Regions from separate parts of the Mus musculus genome. Here region 1 is linked to region 2. Evidence: chromatin contacts called from ENCODE Hi-C or POLR2A ChIA-PET data. All regions are on one chromosome and are shown on one strand. The core of a region is the stretch at or near the end of the contact, and the rest is flanking DNA. Distances in the headings are between cores, read along the strand shown. Region 1 holds the start of Dusp13 (dual specificity phosphatase 13). Region 2 overlaps Adk (adenosine kinase).

Evidence for each region. A loop is a pair of places that touch in the nucleus more often than their neighbours do. ChIA-PET counts read pairs that join two places held with the same protein, here RNA polymerase II (POLR2A).
Region 1: a map of mouse embryonic stem cell shows a loop between it and region 2 (3-fold over the local background). The contact joins the promoter of Dusp13 here to the enhancer-like site in region 2. A Hi-C loop is called at or near these places in 23 of 37 maps with a recorded cell type or tissue (CH12.LX, CH12F3, ES-E14 and 9 more). POLR2A ChIA-PET finds 5 or more read pairs at or near these places in 2 of 5 experiments (Patski and embryonic stem cell).

The regions. Positions count from the first base shown.
Region 1 is chr14:21,738,977-21,745,599 of GRCm38, forward strand. It overlaps Dusp13 (dual specificity phosphatase 13), which reads right to left and starts at 2,522. Exons shown (of 4, transcript NM_001374075.1): 1 at 2,054-2,522; 2 at 1,128-1,301. The coding sequence starts at 2,406.
Region 2 is chr14:21,145,928-21,151,815 of GRCm38, forward strand. The region is part of intron 3 of Adk (adenosine kinase); the gene reads left to right. Among named protein-coding and RNA genes, the nearest start is that of Adk, 96 kb to the left of the region's middle. Within about 2 kb of position 4,509, at least 1 of the 3 ENCODE cell types and tissues checked has a DNase peak (open chromatin) inside an H3K27ac peak, as active enhancers do; it is left cerebral cortex, where a contact is called at or near this core.

The sequences.
Region 1 (6,623 bases), core at 1,272-3,771, 590 kb after region 2:
ACATACATATGACACTAAAGCTGAAGCAAGATTATCTGGTGGAAGGAACCAAACTAGTGAGTGAGAAAGAGAAAAAAGGAGGGCATGTGGGGGGGTGGGGGTGGGCACAGCAGTACACGACTTGAATTCTAGCTCTGCAGGCAGAGGAAGGTGGGTCTCTGTAAGGTCAAGGCTAACCTAGTCTTCCTAGACAATTACAAGTTAGCTGCAGTGAGACCCAGTCTCAAATTTAAAAGAAATTGGGGGGGGGGGCGCTGGAGAGATGGCTCAGCATTTAAGAGCACTGACTGCTCTTCCAAAGGTCCTGAGTTCAAAGCCCAGCAACCACATGGTGGCTCACAACCATCTGTAATGAGATCTGATGCCCTCTTCTGAGGTGTCTGAAGACAGCTACAGTGTACTTACATATAATAAACAAATAAATCTTAAAAAAAAAAGAAAGAAAGAAAATGGGGGAGAGAATAGGGAGGTGAATAAGATCAAATACACAGTAAAGCTTGAAAAATCTGCTAAACCCATCCCAATATACAATGAATATACACCAATAGAAATGAGAGATGCATGGTAGCATACACTTAGAAGGCAGAAGCAGGAGGATCTTTATGAGTTTGAGGCCAGCCTATTCTACCTAGTGAGTTCCAGGACATCCAGTGGGACTGAGTCAATGAGGACGATGATGGTTTCAGGTAGGCTAGGTTCACAGCTCAATTTGCAGAGCGCCTGCCTAGTACGTGCAAAGCCCTGGGTGTGATCACCAGCATAAAACAGGCATGGTGGCAATGCACACTTGTAAAACCAGCTCTTTGGAGGTGAAGGCTGGAGGATCAGAAACTCAAGGTATCCTCAGCTACATAGGGAATTCGAGCCAACCAGGGGTACAAAAGAAAAGAAGAGAAGAGAGAGAGCTTTGTCTCTTGAAGTGTGGTTTATCCACTAAAACAGGTCACTTCTAGGATACAAGGAATTCTCTATTCCATGGCCTGAAAGATGAAACTGTATGTTTCCAAACAAACATGAGAAAGGCAAATGCAGGCAGCGGTGAGAAGCACTGTGGGCCATCTGGAGGAGGCTTATCCTGGTACTCCCACCCATCAGCCACCCTAAACCCCTACATGGGTCTTACTTACGCATCTCCCAAGAAAAGGTTGGGCCAGACCTCATTGATGTGGGTCAGTGTGGCAGTCCGACGGACCCACAGCAATCGCTGCAGAGAGGCCAGTGTGGGTGGCTGGTAGGGGGACACCTGGACTGCCCCATGAATCTTTGGCCTCCGAAGTTCCTGCTTCTGTAGCGAGTCCATTCTGGGAACAGAGTAAACAGGACAGTAGCTGGAACAGGCTCCCCAAGCGTGGGTCCAGTGGACAGGGAGACCTGTGTTGCAGTACCAGGAGCCAGTGGGATGCTGTGGGGGCCAGCCTCAGCTATGCTGAATGAGGCTATTACCCGGCTCAGCTGGCCTGGAACCTAGAACCTTTTCCCTGGGAACAAGGAGAACTAGAACTCTCTTGTCAATTCCATGGCGCTAAGCGTACCTTTCCTGAGGCAACGGATGTTAGAAATGTTGGTCTTAGGGACCGTGGGGAATCTCTGTAGGGCTAATCTGTGCAGACCGTACCCCTTTAGTCACTGGAAACCCCAGCTGGCGGAGGCTCTTGGAGAGGACCTAGGATGTCCCTCCAAAGCCAGGCAGCTCATCTGTAGCTCCCACCCTGGCTGTTTCTAAGGCTGATGCTAGAGGAGGTCAAAGCACTGTCCAGGGTTACAGTCCAGCCACAAGTGGGCATTAGTCAGCTTGTTCACACCAAGTGAGCTGGTGTCGCTCATAAGCAGGCTGTATCCCTTGTGCTGTGTTCCATGTTTCACACTGACACCAATGACAAATGACAAATGGCTAAAGACTACCCTGAGCTTGATATCCAGTGTGTGCCTTCAGTTCATTCCCCAAGCCTTCCAGTTGCCAGAGGGTGGTCACCAACTGATGTGTCTCCTCTAGGGAGCTGTCAGGGATGAGCTACACATCCACTTACAGGCCCCGGGCTTTTTTCCTCCTTACCCTTGTGGTTCAGGCCAGTACACCTGTACAGGCCTCACCCGGAAGGAGTGGGTTATGTCTGGAGTCATCTGGCTTAGTCCATCTGGGCCCTTGCAGAGCTGAGGTGTCAGAGGCACCAGAACCTGAGCCTGGTACCTTAGAGGGAAGGGGAACCTACCTTGGTCAACTACCCCTGGTCCCCTCAAAGAGTAACTCGAGTAGGTACAGACTGGGTAGAATGCCTTTTCCCTCTGGCAGGCACTGCCAAAACCAGAAAAAGAGATGGGCACCCAGGAGGCCACTGGCTTGGCCACACTCACCCAGCCAGTGGATGATGAGCTGGGTGGAAGAGAGGGCCGGCCTTTCTCCCTCATCCCCCTCTGTGACCTCTCTGGCAGGCTGAGTGGCCTGCCACCTACCTAGGGCATGGTCTGGGGCCAGGAATGGGGGACTAGGTGCAGGGGCAGGCTGAGTGGAACAGTCCTAAAGCAGGTTCCATCCAGAACACAAATGCTGTTATGCGCCTAGAATTCCAGGTCCATGCATGTGAGCCAATGGGGATGTGGGGCAAGATGAAGACAGACCTGAGCTGCGGGGACAGGAGCAGTGGCCTAACATCTCTCCCTGGTGTCTCTGCTATTGAAAACACTTGTCCTGAAGATGGGGACCACCTGAAGAGATGCCTAGGGAACAGACTCCCCTTAAAATTTGACAAGGATATATCCTGGGACCTAGGCAAGTTTTCATTCCTATCTGGGCCTTAGTTTCTTTTCTCTGCTCTCTGGTATTCTGCTGGCTGCAAGAGAAGGGAATGACGCTATATGAAGTAACACCAGGGAAAGGAATATTAGGGTGGAGGATCTCTGAATCCAGGGAAGTCCAATAGCCACTCTGGCCTGAGGCCACCAGCTAGACTCCTCCAGCTATGAGTGGAACTAGACAGGGATTTCGGGAAACCGTAGGCCCCTCACAGGCCTGCTCAATTTGGCATGGGGTAAGTCTGCCCTCTAGTGGCCAGTGGCTGCTAGGCAGCCCAACTGTGTCCCAGGAGCTCGGTGGTGGGGATTAGGGGATGTCCTTAACTTCCCTGGTCTAACTCAGACCTGTAGGAAAGATTTTTCTTAGACTTAGGGTTTCCTGGTCAGGTCCTACTTAGGGCTATATGTAGCCCAGCTATCTGCTCTGGTCCACTGAGGGTTCCTTTCACCTATCAGAGCCAGGCCCAGCAGCTCACTCAGTGAGCCATTCCTTAAGCTTTAGGCACCCCCCCCAAAAGAAAGCCCAGGGATTCTGCTACCCCCTGGTGTAGGGAGGGCCCAGCTATGTCAGAAGGAGCCATGGCTGAATGTCTTGTAGGATCAGGCCCCTGTTCACATTCATGATAGTCCTCCCGTGGCTCTCTAGTGCTACCTGGCTTCTACTTCCCTGAAACTTCAGCAGAGAAGTTGCTTCTGTCAACAGTGGCTTTCTTGCCCACACTGCCTCTGTATACAGAGCTACACATACTTACCTTTTGTTGGCACTAGTAGCATCTCTAGCTTGCTCTCTGTTGTCTGTCTTTCAGTTTGTCCCAGGATAGCCTTCTAGAATACCACCCTGCATACCTCGGGCCTTGCTCAGCAGCCTGGGACGTGGCAGCTGTTTGCCACCTACCTCTTTAGCTGTAACCTCAGAACACATTTCTCCTGGTCTCCTCTGCTGTTCCCTCTCTGTCTCCCCTCTTCTCTTAGGGAGCACAGACCAAGTGGGGCTAGCGTTCTCACAGAAGGACATCGAGGTGTCTGGGAAAGAGACTTTGGCAGGTAAATGCCAAGGGCAGACTGCAGTGGTCTCTGCCCAGCCTGCATCCCTGGAGGGAGACAGACCTGTGTGGGAGTCTGTGAGCCTGAGTCTTCACCAGGAGCTGCTGGGAGACTCTCATGACATCATAAGTGAGATGCACCTCCCAGAGGCCCTGCATCAGGGCAGGTGCCACATAAATGAGGCATCACGTTATGGACATTGCTCCAATCAGTCTCATCCTTTCGGGGCTCAGCCAAGACCTATAGAGGGTAGATTGCTATGGCCTGTGGAGTTTTCACCTGGATCTCTGTGTTTCGTAATTATATTCCCAGCTTGAGGAAGTACGTTACAGACCAGACAGAGCCCAGGACTCGTGTCTTCACGCTGAGTCCACCCTGTTCTCTCACGAAGCAGGCAGTATCAACATCCCCACTTTCCAGATGAGAAAAATCAAGCCTCAGAGAGATAAAAGCAGTTTGCCCAAGGTCACACGGTGGCGAGAGGCAGGGTTCTGTGCCTCTACCTCTGACCCATTTGGAGTCCCCCAACCCAGTCCTCACAGTTGCCCACACAAGCAGGCATAGATGCCCTGGGCCCCAGTACCCAGTATTCTCAGGGGTCTCTGCTTAGGGTCGTTCACCCACCTGTGGGGAGATCCTGACCGGGCTGTAGTCTTCTCCGACCCACAGCTTGTGCCGCTGGATTCTAGCCGCCTGGCTCCGCACACCTGATGCTGTTTCTATTTTTTTATTTGAGTTTAATTATAAAGCATGCTGTCGTCTCCCTTTTGCCTTTCCTTGCCACTCCCAACTTGTCCATTGGTCCCATGGCCTGGTCAGCCCTAGGCTCAGCCAGGTACTTCCTCCTTAAACCCAGGCTGTGCAACTGTACCCAGCAACCCCATGGCTGAGGCCCAAACCTATCCTCACCCTTTCTCCTTGTACATGTATCCTTAATGTTCAGGATACAGGAAGCTCAGAGGGTTGCCTGCGGTGTGTGGGATGAGTGTATTTGGGTAGCTGGGTGGGGAAAAGGAAAAGCAAGCAAACCACCTTAAAAATTCCCCTTAGAGCCTGAATGGTGGCGTACACCTTTAATCTCATCACTCAGGAGGCAGAGGCAGGGGCAGAGACAGGCAGACCTCTGAGTTCAAGGCCAGCCTGGTCTACATAGTGAGTTCTAGGCCAGCCAGATGTTTTAGACAGTCACAGTAAGACTTTGTCTAAAACACAATACAACAAAACAGAAAACCACCTCTCTAGGACTGGGTGGTGGTGTTCAATGGTAGTGCACTTATCTAGTGTGGTTGAGACCCTGAGTACCATTCCAGCTTGCCCCAAATACCTCCCAACCCCCAAATCCCTTGGCTTTCAGAGGTTACTCAAAACTAGGGCAGAGATAAAGAGCTGATGGGATCTATGCTGGAAGACACAGATGAGACTATGTCAAAGCACATACTAGAAGGACATCAGAGCATAGGTCTAGGAGCCTCTATTTCAGGGTGAGAAGTGCAAGCTCACCATCTGGCAGGTTCCGGTCAGGCACAGACAGACAGACAGACAGACAGAGCATAGACAGACACAGCTGTCAAGGGACTATGGAGCAGGTCTGTGCACTCAGTGGCTTTTATCCAGGAGCAGCTCTCCCTCCACTGCCCTCTGTCTCTCCCTCAAAGACAGGTGCCCCAGGGGTCTGCCTAGTGAGAGGCCACTGGATTTGAGATTAAAAAGTATCCTTTTTAATCCAGATGCTCTAATCATATACCCATACAATAATGCTCTCTAGCACTACCAGATACACACACACACACACCCTCAGCCTTATGTCCACTGAACTCCTTGAGCCTCAGGGAGAGCCGGGGAGAACACTGAGAACCATTCTCCCTGACCCTATCAGAGGACTTGGGGACCCTGTCACAAGAGCCTCAAAGACTAGTTGACAGACAGCCCACTCCCACCTGTGGAAACTGAAGACAGTGGCTGAGAGGGCACGTGGAATGCTGGAGGAGGCTGTTGGAGTGGCGGGTTCGACGGTGAGCGCCACGCTGGGCCCTTTTCATCTTCTGGGCGTCCACTTGGGCTAAGGCTGCCATCAGGGCCAGGGCAAGAGTAGCAAACTGGCAGAGCCTGGCGGCAGAGCGGAAGGACTGGCTCTGGAGGAGAGAGAACCTTCACACTACAGGCAGGTAAATGAAGGCCTAGGCTGGCTGGCACTTTAGGACAGGAGCAAGGGCTGTTACCTAACCCTGTATCTGTCACCTCTCCGTTCTCTGCCAGGCTGAATGGGTACACGTACAAGGAGAAACTGTGAGGGTTGGCTTGCTATCCCTGGCTTATGGAGAGAGATAACCCCACTTCACAGCCCCCTCACTTCAGGGCCTCAGCCATGGGGTTGCTGGGTACAGTTGCACAGCCTGTGTACTGCAAATCTCTGAGGGCCCTCATGACACGGACGATTCTGTGGATATCATGACAAATTGTGCAATGTTGCAGCCCTGCTCAACCCACTTCCCCCAAAGCAGCTGTCTGATGGGCAAGACACTGAGGTCAGAAGTCAGGGTGTCTGATATCCCAGGCTAAGGGAGCAGCATGACAGGGCATGCTGTAAAATCTGCTGCTCTGTCACGTGTCTCATTCCTGTCTGGGGGCGGGGGAGAGCAGGCTGTGAATGTGCCATCTACATGGGGAACACATCCTTGGTCACTAACACCAGCACATTTCATAGGAAGTGTGCGACAATGCAGCCTGGTTCTGTGCTCTCTGGGAATTTGGTAAGTCCTATAGGCTCTCAGGAGATACTGGGCAGCACT
Region 2 (5,888 bases), core at 3,259-5,758:
TCTCGTCAGACTTAGAGCTCAGGATTCTTGATTCTCATGAATTAATCACTGCTGTTCTGTTTTCCCCTGTCCGGTGTCGCTATTACTTTCTTTGCTGTTAAGTTTAACCTTGAGAGTAGTTCTACTGATGATTTAGGCGCAATCAAAAACTATACGAGTCGAATTCTTTGGTATAACTGCCCATATCCAAACAGTTTTAATTTTTTCCTTGAACATTTGCAAATTGGGCTTTTATAGAGTCAGGTAATCTAATTGACATACCAAGGGTTGTAAAAAGTATGTGTGGATGTCATTTGTAGCAGGTAAAGAAAATCATAGCTGGTGAATGGCTGTGTAGTGCGTGAGGGTGGCGTTGACTGGCTGCCCGAGCTTGTGTGCATCAGATAGCCTTGTCCTTTAGGAACTGCTGTAATGGCTCTTTTTCTTCAGGTACTAAATCTGAACGAATACATACCAATCATGACCATTTTATTCCCTTTATATGCTATTAAATAATGACTCACCAATAAAACTTGATGAAATTCATTGAGAACATTTTGAGTGTGTATTGGGGTAAAAAAGCACAAGAAAGTAAAAGACATTTTTTTCCTGTAATCTTTGGACAGGGTGTAAAGACATACTTTTAACTAGTGTAACTATTCTGAAACTGTTAGACCAGAGGCACCACAGAAGGGAGAAGCTTAGGTCTGTGAGGATAGCATTGAACATCAAGGTAGCCCTGGAGCCCCCCACCCTGCAGCGCTAACTGATGCCTCCCACTGACTTAGGACAACGATCAAAATAATTATTGGTACTGTTATCCAAAAGAAGCCCTGAATAAATAAATGTTATAAGGTTCAATTTACATAACTGTAAAAATCAAAAATCAAGTTTTGAAACATTAGTAACTATTGGTTTTAATAAAGCAAGCTAACTTAGAAACTTATATCATATCCTTCCATTATTTCTGATTTTGTCCATAACTTTGTGAACCTGATTTCTTTTGTTGTTGTTGTTGTTTGATAAAGTTGGTCCTTTTTGCCTTTTGTTTTGGTTTAATTTGTTTTGACCTGACATTTTAACAAATGGAACTCCTTGGACTGATTAAAAACGCATTTTATTTGGCGAACGATATGTATTCTTCACAAAGTTGCTTTTCTCCTTTCTTCATGACTTATGCTGTTCCAAATCTCCTAAAGCACATGTTTTTGATACTGGTGTCAACATTTTTAATTAATATTTTAGATGCCAAAGGTGGCAGTGTGAAAGATTGTTTTGTTAGTGAGTGATCCTTAGAAGTAAGTGGCATTTGGTTTTATTTTACAATAGAATTTAATCTTATATGTTTTTTGTTAAAGTAATGTTACCCAAAAAATCTCTTATTGAACTATTTGTGGTGAGCTTTTTAAGGATGTTTAAGATTTCACATGCAGTTTAACTGATCACAGATGAAGTTGTAAATTAATACCTCATGAGCATGTTTGACTGCAGGGCATTGCTTGTGAATCAGACCTGCTTTGTTTCTATAAACTGTGAAAGGGGCTTAAGCATAAGGATTAAAATTGTACCATGATACCAGAGTACTTATGGAAAGACACTGTAGTTGGATCATTTAGAATGTACTAAAATCTTATGAATAGCCGTAAAATGTAATAATTCCCTTAAGCTTTTAAGAGTTATAAGAGTTAGTTTTTATTCCTTTGTTGAATTTAACCACCTTAATAAAGAAGTTGTCTTGCTGCTTTAGAGCTAGGCCTGGTATTAAGAAGATCTGACATAGCAGGGTGATCGGAACAGGTGAGACTCCCCAGGAAATGTGCATGGACCTTCACGTAAATGTTACATCTCCATTTTATTCCATTCATTCTTTTTACAGAACCTTTATGATAAAAATTGTTCATTGCTATCTTCTAGTATAGTATTACTAAGTGACTTTTTGGGTATAAAATCAGATATTCGTTGGCGCCATTTTTTATTTACAGTGTCTGAAAATCATCTAGTGGATATCTGTTCTTTTGTCCATGACAGACTGTTAATTATTTATTGGGAAAAAAATACCAGAGAGAAGTTATCGGGTCTGTTTCAGGGTCTGAAGCTTGAGTCAGTTAGCCTGCTTAGCGGGGCGAGCGAGCAGTAGCCCAGGTTACTGTAAGATGTGCAGGAGCTTTGGACTCCTTGTGTTCTCGGAACACTTTGGTACCTGTTCTAAAAATACTATGGACAAAGGCAATGATGAAAATGATTTTTAAGTTACTGGGTGGTAGGCGATTGTGTCAATCACAAATAAATTGTATTAATGATGATGTGTAGAACATAGTGTAAGACATTTAAGAATTCAATATTCTTCACATGCATCCGTATGTAAACCGCTTCCTAGATTGTCTCCTTTTTCCCTCTCTCTCTCTCTCTCTCTCTCTCTCTCTCTCTCTCTTTCTTTCTTTCTTTCTTTCTTTCTTAGTGTGTTCTTTAAACAATTTGGCCAATTGTGGCCATTGTAACTATTTCTATTGACAGGGCTTCACTGAATGCCCCTGGCACTTTCCAGTTCCAAGGAGGAACCAAAATGCGGATGATAGGTCTTGCCCTGGTTGTTGACTAACAGTTTCTCATCTTCCTGTTTCTATTTTCTTAGTGTCAAAAGAAAGTCATAATATTGCTGGCCTCAGCAGGGTCTCAAGAAAGGAATTATTCATTCTGGTAGTGATGGCTAAGTTAACTTGCCTTACAGTAAGAGCATGGGTCAGTGTAGATAGTGGCAAGTCAGCTGCAGGCCTCAGATCTCCCACTGAATTACTGGAGGCAAAGTGATTTGCCAGAATTATACATCTAATAGCTACCAACATAGCCACATGAAGTAGCTGCTATGATTCTTTTTTTTTTTATCTTTTCTTTTTATTTATTTATTTATTTTTAGATATTTTCTTTATATACATTTCAAATGCTGCTGCTATGATTCTTGTAAGCTTCTCAGATGAGAAACAAGAGGCGCTGCATTTGTTCACAGTCACTTGTCTGGGTATCAAAGAGGTGAGGTTTCAGTGTAGGTCACCCTTTATCCTAAACCTCAGTGTAAGTACTGCTGGAGTTGTACATGGGAGTGTGTGGATACAGTCATTCAAAATAGATCTAGGTGAGAAGAGACAAGCTAGGGGTCAAGGAAATCTACATTTAAAGGTTAGGCCAGAAGAACAAGAAATAAAGAAACGAGAAATAGGAGAACCAGGTGGGCACTATGTCTTATTAACTAAGTTATGTATGTAAATGACAAATGAATTACTGACTCAGTGGAAAACAAAACTATAAAAGTAAATTCATGTGTTATATGAATCTATTTTTTATAAAATTTAAATAAAAACAGTTTGCATTTAAAATTTATCTGATTTAGAAATACATTATGTCAGACATTGATATTTTCTGGATGACTGCCTCCCCTCCTATTTTTTTTTTCTTTCTTAGATTTTATTTTTTAATTTAAACATTAGTGTGTGTGTCTCTTTGTGTGGTTATGTGTCCAGTGTGTCCTAGAGCCAGAAGAGTGTTTCAATCTTCTGGAGCTAGGCTCGGGAGGGGATGAGCTGCCTATGTCTTCTCCAAAAGAAGCAGGCACAGTGTACCCATGGTGGGGCATAAAGAATTCTCATTTGGAGATGGGGAAGATGAAGTACATGATGTCATAATATACCTGAAAATCCATGTCTTCCTGTAACCATCTGGAAAATCACCTCGTTCTTTCTTAGCATAATATTTTGCATGCGTTTAGGATTCATAGACCCAAGAGACGGGAAGTGTAACTAGAGTAATCTTGACTACAAATGGAATTCAGTGATGTTTCCAAACTGGACTCATGTAAGAACAGGAGCTTGGCTGGGCCTTAATGGTCCTAAACCCAAGGACTCAGGTGGCCAGAAGTTGTTTCTCAGCTTCCCCATGTCGGTTGCAAATTAACATCATTCCTCAGTTCCTGCCATGCTCAGGTGTCACCTGCTGTAATGCCCTGCTCAGGTGTCACCTGCTGGAATGCCCTGCTCAGGTGTCACCTGCTGTAATGGGCTCATGCTAGCTTGCTTTCTTCTCACTTGAAACACTATCAGTACTTCCGATAGTCAGTGTTAGATGCTACATTTATATTCAAGATAGGCATCTAGAAAAAAATAACCCTTTTATAAGACTAAGTATTTCCCTATTCTTCTGAAGGGTAACTTCAAGTGACGCACCTATAACTGGGTTTCACTTGTGTAATGGCCAAAACCTTTTCAAGTTTACACTTTGGATGGCTTTGTAAATTTGGCATTTTTTTGACAAGGTTACGTATGGCATTAGCAATTTGCCTAAAGAATGAAAAGAAAACGCCAACTGTTTTGTTTGTTTTTATGACTTGTGAAGATTTTGCATTTTAGTTTTCTGAGTTCTTTTCCTAAAGGCCCGGGTGTTTGGTTTTTTCTTGTTGTTGCTGATCACCTCAGGAGCTTCCTGGGTTTGGGGAGAGTGACCCTTCACGATCTCTTTTAGACTAAAGAGATCGAGTTTTCTAATGTTGTGTGGAAGGTTATATTTAGCTGTTGGTATTTCAAGTTGGAACACTTCATTCGGCTGTACCTTTAGTCAATGAGTCATCTGGAGAAAATGGGCTGCTCTTGCTTTTAGGAAGAGTCTGTAGCAAATAATAATAATAAGTTAAGCTCTGTGGGAGATTTTATGCCAAATAACAAGCTTAAAATGGAAAATGTTTTGTAACATTTTATTGCCCATATGCAAAATATATACTAAAGGATATAGAAGCATTTGGCTCATTATTGTCTTCAGCTGATTAAAAAAAAAAAGTAGCCCTGATGTCAGGCATTTTCTACAAAGCATTGTGTGGACTGTTTTTTTAGTTGTAGACAAGTCGAAAGCCAGCATAAGCTCTATGGAATTATTTTATTTATACAGTAAACAGCAGTGGCTAAAGCTTCATGGTAGTTGTCCATATTGTGGTTATTGAAATGTTTTCAAATAACATTTGTTAAAAAAATGCCTATATCACTTCATTTTTATTTTAGGAGCTTTCTATTAGTCAAGATTCTTTAAGGTGTAGGGAGCAAGGGATGTGGGAGATGTGGGGTCTAATTTTATATACCTTTGTATCGCATATGTCACACTGATTGCATATTTCATCTTTCCCATCTGGAACAAAGCAACATATGTAATACTGGAGATTTAGAAATCTTAAGGTCCTGCAATCCCAATTTTTAAATCTGAACTACCTTTTCTGCTTTTATATTCTTAGCTCAGTGAGCAGGTTGGATTTTTAGAGTTCTAAGTTAGATAATGAGATTCAGATAAAGATGACTGAGATCGGCAAATACTAATAAAAGGAATATTATTTACAATGTTATTAAATTGACTACAGTTTTGTAAAACCAGTGTCAACCTAAGAGGTCAGCGAGATTTCTCAGCAGAGAGAGGCAGGTGAAGGTGATTTCTAAGCAAACCCGATGACCAGGTTTAATCCCTAGAACCCATGAAATCGTACAAGGAGAAAAACATCTCCACAAAGTTTTCATCTGGCCTCAATGTGTAGGCTAGGAATGAACACCACACATCATTTACAAACACCAAGAATCAACTGAAAAATAATTAAAAACAAATATATTAGTGGTTGATGATCATAGAGTTAATAACCCAAATATTTTAATACTTTTCTCTATACCAAGCCATAATTTAAGGACTAACCACAGTATAAACGAAATATAAACATATATTGATACTATAGTAGATTTATTTCAGAATGAAAGAATTGTTCTAATTAGGTTATCTGCTAATATAACTTGTTTGGTTGGTTTGGTTTGGTTTTTTGAGATAGGGTTTCTCTGTGTAGCCTTGGCTGTCTTGGAACTAGCTCTGTAGACCAGGCTGGCCTCGAACCCTGC